Regions from separate parts of the Homo sapiens genome. Here region 1 is linked to region 2. The links are chromatin contacts, found by Hi-C in ENCODE. All regions are on one chromosome and are shown on one strand. The core of a region is the stretch at or near the end of the contact, and the rest is flanking DNA. Distances in the headings are between cores, read along the strand shown.

Region 1 (4,149 bases), core at 562-3,061, 710 kb after region 2:
GTTGAGGTGTAATAGAGTCTGGTAAACTTGTTTAATCTTCATTTTGGAATGCAGTACTTACATATTTTTAAAAAATGTTTGCCTTTTGTGATTATTAGATAATTACTGAGTTGTGTTGTGAAATTGAGGAAAAATCAGGATCTTTGATAGATTTGTAGAATTTTAGAAATATCTTTAAGTTCTTGAGCCCTGAGTTGCTGTTCTATGATTGTTGCTAAAATAGTTTATTTGGTTTATCTGTGCCCTGCACACACATATAGTGGCGGTAGTTCATTACTGCATATTAATATAGCCTGGAAGCATAGTAGCTACATTTATATTTAATTTTTTGACCTTGTATTGCCATTTGTGGATATTTTTGTATCAAAGTATTTCCATATTATGTTTTTGAATTTCACTTCTGAAATGATAATCAGAGACAACGTTAAATTTGATCATTTGGAATCAGTCTTTTACATAAAATGTAAGCTATTTAAAATAGTTAATTTTTAAAGCCACTATTGATGTCCCTTTGTTTAAAGTTCTATTCATGGTCACTATAATAACACGAGGCTCTATTGTGGGGTTATGCATAAACTCACACTACCTTATGTGATCTTATGTTAATGCTTTCCTTTTAGTATCTTCTTGTAGCTTGGTAATATTTAAAATTTGTTGATACTCTCTTTGGTTGTGTTCATTATCTTCATTTAGGGAGATGTTGGGGAAGATTTTGTTACTAAAAGCTGTTACATATTAAGGTTTTGTTTTAAAAGGACTTTGAAAAAAAAACTCTTAAGGTTTTCCTTGCTACTATTTAATGAAATTTCACTGCATTGTGTCTTTTGATAGCCATTTTTAAGAGAGCATTTAATTTACTAGATAAGGATTCAGTTTGACCTAATTTGATAGAATATTGCTGTGTTTTTTGTAAAGGGCTACAGATTTTTTTTTAAGTTTAATTTCTTAAGGAATCCTTTAAACACATCTTCTTCTTATTTGCCTTTTCCCTCTGATGTCTATTACCCAGAATTACTCCAAGCTACATATTTAGCTGCATAAAGCAGTGACAGCTTGTCTTCTAAACAATGACAAATTTTAAAATCAGATATTAAGAAACCTTTTCATAGTTTCAAGGGCAGTGAGCTGTATGAACTTGCTTATCAGGTATTAGTGCCTCCAGGGCTATAAAAAGGTAACACATTTAAATGACTATCATACACAAGATATTGACATACCTTCCTTGGTCAGGCCATTTATGTGAAGAGGATTATGCCCACTGAAAATACTTTTGGCACGCCATCACTTCAGCAAAAAAGATGCTATCGAACATGCGCACATCCCCCAACAGTCTGCCTCCTGCGATTGCTTTTCACAGTATCCAAAGTGTCCATCTGTCTGCTTGTCTTCGAGTTACCCTCCTTGTTCATATGGGTCCTAGTCTTCTGAAATTTTCCCTTTCTTTCATTTTCTCTCTTTCGTTAAACAAAAGAGCTGTAGTTGCCCGTTCTGCTTGTAGCACTGTTGACTCTTCCCGACAGTTGATGCATTGAAGCTTTTTACATCTGCTATTTTCCTGGCTGGACAATGCAGTGCTGTGTTCTCGTCTCAGTATCCATATTTCTACTAATAACACTGAGCTGCAATGTAAAGCAGCCAGAGCTAAAATGTAGTGCTTCAGTTGTATTGGAAAAGAATAGGATTTACCTCTCTTCTTTCGTTGTTGCCTGGCAGCTGCAGGAAGGATTTTGAGCAGTTTTAATGGGGTTTTAGTCTATAATATGAAATCCACGGTTCCTCAGCTGCTGCACAGGCAGGCAGCAGTTTAAATGTGGGCTTGACAGATGCTCTCTCTGACAGAGCAGAATTTAACGTCACTGCTTGGCTGAATCCCACGTGATTGTTTGCATTCATTTTGACTAAAAACCTAAGGTAGGGAGAAGCTTAGAGATTTTGCTTTTATGTGATAAATTATATATGTTGAATGCAAGTGTAGTGATGAGTGAATAATTTGAAAATGTGATGATTATGAAATGGTTATGATTTTATTTTTTCCAGCTTACTTCCTTTTTTAACTTTATTCTTAAGTACAGGCTTTCTAAGTGTTTTCTGTGTTAGATGTTGGTTTTCATGTTTCTTACATGCTTTTGTAGGGTGTAAGCAGTATAAGCTTTTGTGTGTAAGTTGGTGTAATTTAACCCCTTCAGTGCATTCTCTTCTTGAAGTTTTTTTTCTCTGCTTTCAAATTGCTCTTGATTTTTTACTAATATGTAGTTAAGACCTATGGTTTCTATTGAAACCATGTATCTTTGTAATTTAGATCCCCCCCCCCGTTTTCTGGGGTTTGTATAAATAAGCTGTCTTGGATTACTTTACTAATGCATGATGTGATACAGCCCACTTCTTTTTTGCTCTTATGTGGTTTTTGGTGTTCTTGATGGCAGAAAACTTTATTTTAAATCACTTTTTAATGTTGTCATTTATTTTTTATTTATTTTTCCTTCCCTTTAAAATTACATGTATCGTAGAATTCAGTAAAATGATGTAATAGATATAGCACACTTGTACAGGATCTGGGGGTAATGAGATTTTACTAATTATGTTTACTTATTCTAATGTTTCAGAAAGATTTAATAACTTGCCATGAGGCAGATTTTATTAACACTACACACTCACTGAGATTTTTCTAATATGGTTAGTTTCTGGGGCTGGCACCTTCTTTTCTTACTGCAGAGCAGTAGGGAAGGTTTTTTTAAATTTTTTGTTGTAGTAAAAAGCCTTTATTATCAGTTTTTCCTCTGTGACTCTAGGGACAGTAATTCAGTCCTAGAAAGTTATAGTTTTGGAGCTTAAGCTAAAGGTTAACAGTTATATACATATTCTTCATCTCACTGCCTCCACCATTAATATATGCTATTTCAAATGAATATGAATTTGTTTTCTCTGATATTAAAAAAAATTTTGTCCACATATTTTTGAGCTTTGCTGATGAAATGTGCTTTGTAGTTTTAAGAACCCCACTGTATTAGAAATGTTAGAAGGATCGTTAAAGAAAAAAAAGAATTTTATAAATAGGAAACCTAAAGCCTAGACTGAGCTTTGACTTTTCCTAGTTAAGTTTGAAGGAGAGGACTAAAACCCAACTTCCTTGTAGTCTATATCCACCCATACTGCAATTCTCACTCACTACCGTTTTGTTTTTAAAATTAGTTTACTAGTTAACAGAGTAATGCTTAAGAACTTACTTAAAATAACTTATTTTCCAGAAGTACAGATGTGTTTTTGTAGATCAGTATTTATTTATCAGTGATTCTTTACATAGGATTTGACTATGAAGCTAGCCACAATGACCATTTATGGAGTATTTACTGAAAATCAGATTGCGTGCTAAGCTTACTTGAGCTGTTATGCAAATGGCTCTTTTCTAATAATTTTATTATTGTAATACCCACTTAAAAGATGCAGAACCAGTGCCTGGAGTTGTAAAATAGTCCAAATGTCAGATAAATACTGATAAGAATAGAGGCCAAGCTGGGAATTGAAGCAAGATTATCTAAATTCTTATCCTCTGTGTTTTTGTTTTCTTTTTAAATCTATCTAGTACTATCATTATTCTCTGTTCTTAAACTTTTTATTACATGGCACTGCTAGAGAAATTGTGGGATTTTTTTTTTTTCTGAACACTGGCGCAGCATACCCAGGAATCATTAATAGAATAATAAATGAATGTTTATATTTTCACTTTTTCAACAGGTACATATTGATTAACTACTGTGTACCAACATGTGCATTTAGGCATAGCTTATTAAGTATAGGGGATACAAAGTTGATTTAGAGACATTCCCTACCCCTTTCTCCAGGAAAGGACTAAATAATTATTATTCTTTTGCCAGTTCTTTTGATTGGATTTTTTTAATGTCTCCCTGGATTATTATAGATTTTGATTATTAAGAGAGTTATATGGGTAACGTATTCATTAGTGGGTCCCTCCAGTATCGGATTGAGTCCCTGAATTTCCAGTGGGACCCCCCCGCCCCGAACTGCTTGTTATGGGACAAGTATTTAAACAGCAAGAAACTTCCAAATATTACTAACAAAAGGTGCCTATGTACTTAACTGGAATTTACTTCATACTTTAAAAGTACAGCTGCAACCTCTTTCTTTCTGTCT
Region 2 (3,674 bases), core at 935-3,434:
GCACAAAGTAAAAAAGTATTTACTCCATTCCTGGGTTCTTATTCTTCCTAGATTCCTGGTTGCTTTTTGTTGTTCCAGCTCCCTGTAAAGGAAAGAATTATATCCCCATTTCCACCTTCACCACCTCATTTTAAGCAGCTCTGCGTTGCTCACATTCGCTTTCTAGAGTAATATGCTCAGCTGTGGTGGCACAGAGAAGGAAACTGGCCTAAATTTTGTCATAGGCAGCTAGAAAATATTAAAAAGTAGATTGTGATACCTGGACAATTTTCATGTTATTCCAACTGCGAGGGTGAGCTCTTCAAAAGCATAATGATAAAATAGCCTGTCTTTCATTGGACTCCTCAGAAAAGCACATCTGCGAACCATCAGGAAAAAAAAGTAACCACTTCATCTCTTTACCTCCTTTACCAGCATGGTCTCCCACCTTTGCTAACAGGTACTAAAAACTGGCTCTAACTTAAACAAGAAGAGACGTTTTCTAGGAAGAATCAAGAGTGGTTCTGATATAGGAGTTAAGAAATCACTTAGGCAAATAGTGAGGGTACTGGAGTCTTTGGTAAGGTTTTGCTTTTAATGAAAAGCAGCCCCAAATCATTTTCTTTTCTAACAAAAATCAGCCTGTGAATTCGAGCTGCAGGCATAGATGCCAGCAGTTGTGCCATTCGTGTTCAAAATGGCGGCTTCATCTTCTCTTCTTTTTTGCCAGCCAATGTACAGTAAGGAGCAGCCAAGATGGCGCTGGTCAAAATGGAAAGGACATTTGCATAACAAGGTTAGGGCTGGGTGACCAGCCTTCCCTGCCCACTTCATAAATGTCACACCTGATCAAACCAATCTTTGGGCCCTACGTACATCAGACACCTCCTCCTCAAGCCTGCCTATAAATCCAGCAAACTGCCACGGTTTGGCCTTTTCCCCTCGGAAGCCCCTCTCTCTCTCACTAGAAAAAGAACTGTTCTTTCTTTCTTCCGTCTATTAAACCTTCGCTCCTAAAATCCTCATGTGTGTCTATGTCCCAAATTTTCTTGGTGTGAGACAATGAACTGCTGGTATTTACCCCAGATAACGAAGCTTCAGTTTCAAGATGGAAAATGTTGTGAACAATTGCATCTCAGAAAAGGCAAGAACCAGGGCACCTCTGGGAATCTCTGCAGGCATCGTGGCATTTCCTTAAAGCATATGACTGCCCCAAGGACTGCCATCTAAATTTTTCTATCTGACTACCTTCAGTTCTGAGGCTTCCTCTGTCAAGGTTCTCATTCCCAAGGTAAGAAGTCAGACGGCCTGATGAGGATCCGGTATCCTTCTGAAGTGGAAGGACAGTGTCTGGTGAGCAGGTGTCATGGAGGGCCAGTGGCATGTGCCTGTTGGGAGGGGTGCTATGTGAGTCAAGCTGCACAGACAAGAATAGCATCTACTGTTTTGGCATCTTTCCTTACCACTACATGATGTTTCTCTGCTCTGAGGAGATCACACACCTTGATTTCTCCAAGTATGCTGGCTACAGTCACATTCCAGTGCCAGCAATGCCATTAGCTCCCTTTTTCAGGCCAAATCACATGTATTAGAGAATATATTTATTATTCCCGCAAGAATATGAGATGCAGGAGGGCTGTACATTGATTCTGCATATTTTTATCCCAAGCCTAGGAGGACAGCTCACTCAGGAGACAACTGGAGAGCAGCACCTTCAATTCACTTTTCTTGGAATCTAGGTTGTATCCTGATAAGAAGCATGTGAAAAAAAAAAATGTGTGTGTGCGTGTTGGTTGGGGTTGAGGGAGAGATGTTCAACACTAACATAGAATTAATGAATTAATGATAACATAGTGTCATATTGAGATAGTGAGATGTGCTGCACTTTGGAATAAGAGAGACATAGGTTCCTATCCTGTTTATTTAGCAGATTATTTAACTTGCCGGTGCATCTATTTCTTCCTCTATGAAATGGAGAAACAATCCTATGAATCTCTATGAGGACTAAATTGGATAACGCGTTATGCTGGGTGTGGTTGACTGGCTCCCAGCAGCCAACCCCACCCGTTTCCATGTTCCTTTTTTGTACATAGGAGCTGAGGAGATAAACGCTACATTTAGCAGACTCCTTGGCAGCAAGGGCTCTGGGTGTGAATTGTGTCTGCCAACCAGAGGGAGAAGTTGGACGCGAACGCTTGGCTGTTCCTGCTGGCTAGCAACGTGGTAGGAACAGGTTTCTGTGCAACGGAGTTTGCATGCGTATTTCAGACTTTTCAGTGTTTTGAGATTTGTGACATCACTGCAGTAATGACCTCAGAGCGGGCACTCCTAATGAGTCAGTTGCACATTGTTTTGGCAGTCATCCCACAATATCCACTCAAAAACCGACTTCTCTGGCCCTCCCACTGATTGTCAGGATCTCACTTGCAGTATTAACCCACTTCTGTTTTCAGTCTCTAGAGTGGTTTGTTTCCTATTCTGAGCAATGACTAATATAGACATACAAAGTGCTTAACAGAGCACCTTTCTGTGGCACTAAAAAATGCTTGATAAATATAGCTATTAATATTATTATTATTATCTGGTATTTGACCTTAATCAAGTTGCTTAACCGCACTAAGCCTGAATTTTCTTATCTATAAAACAGGGACTTCTTAAGGAACTGCTGTACAGATAAAATAACATAATGTATGAAAAGAGCTTAGCACAGAGAGTAGGTGCCCAGTAAATTTTGTGTATAATTATATATTCCTTTTATTCATTTTCATTTTTTCAACATATAAATTATTTTATTAGTCGTTTAGCTTAATCCACACATAGTATAACACTATAACAGCATCAAACTGTTGTATGCCAATGTCTATGTTATTGACATGTAGTAGATTTCTAAATGATTTAGAAATGTGTTATACAAGAAGCCAGGTTAAACTTAAATAATGAGAGTTTCTGCAAAACTAATCGACTGACTCTTACCTCTGGTAATTTTTCCTTAGACTTTATTCTGCAATCACTAGAGGGCAGACAAATACAGTGAATAATCAGTACCAGCTAAAGCAGTAAATTCTTAATGAGCTTTCTGAATATGGGTAGAAACCGTTATTTTTCAAACATGAAAATAGAAGAACAAAGATACTTACTATGTAAGGACACAAATATCAGTTAAAAGTTTATAAGTTTATTTTAACTTCATTGTTATATAAAATTAGTAAGCACAATTTTCTACCTCATACTTATGTAAATTTTAAAGTAAAATCATTCAACAACACATACATTAATTTTTAAAATTAACAAGATAATTAAATGATATATATTCATTAGAACAGAGAGAGAAGGTAGCATAGTAAGAGGATCATGAATCTGGGAATACAAAGACCCAAACTCCAAATGGGTCATTTTACCTATTAGTTGTTGTAGGCACAGTGCTTTGGGCCGACAAACTTTCAAGATGCTAGAAAAATGTTTGAAACTTGTAAAATAATTGATTCCAGACTTTGAAATGAAGACTTTTTATTTACACACACACACATGCACATATATGGACACAACCTAACGAGCAATATTCCCAAAACAGTAAGAACATGTTGGAATCTTGATTGAATGGTAATAAATGATTTTCATAGAACTGCCCTCTTTACAATATTGGGTCTTACAACCTATGAATGTAGTACGTCCTTCTGTTTCTTTGTTTATTTGAG

What was found. Hi-C counts contacts between places; a loop is a spot of excess contacts on that map. Pooled maps may share reads with other maps.
Region 1: a pooled map shows a loop between it and region 2 (4-fold over the local background). The contact joins the promoter of B3GALT2 here to the enhancer-like site in region 2. A Hi-C loop is called at or near these places in 5 of 50 pooled maps.

Annotation. Positions count from the first base shown.
Region 1 is chr1:193,184,802-193,188,950 of GRCh38, forward strand. B3GALT2 (beta-1,3-galactosyltransferase 2) reads right to left here and starts at 1,812. Exons shown (of 2, transcript NM_003783.3): 1 at 1,218-1,812. The region is part of intron 10 of CDC73 (cell division cycle 73); the gene reads left to right.
Region 2 is chr1:192,474,812-192,478,485 of GRCh38, forward strand. No RefSeq gene overlaps it. Among named protein-coding and RNA genes, the nearest start is that of RGS1, 99 kb to the right of the region's middle. Within about 2 kb of position 2,185, at least 3 of the 41 ENCODE cell types and tissues checked have a DNase peak (open chromatin) inside an H3K27ac peak, as active enhancers do.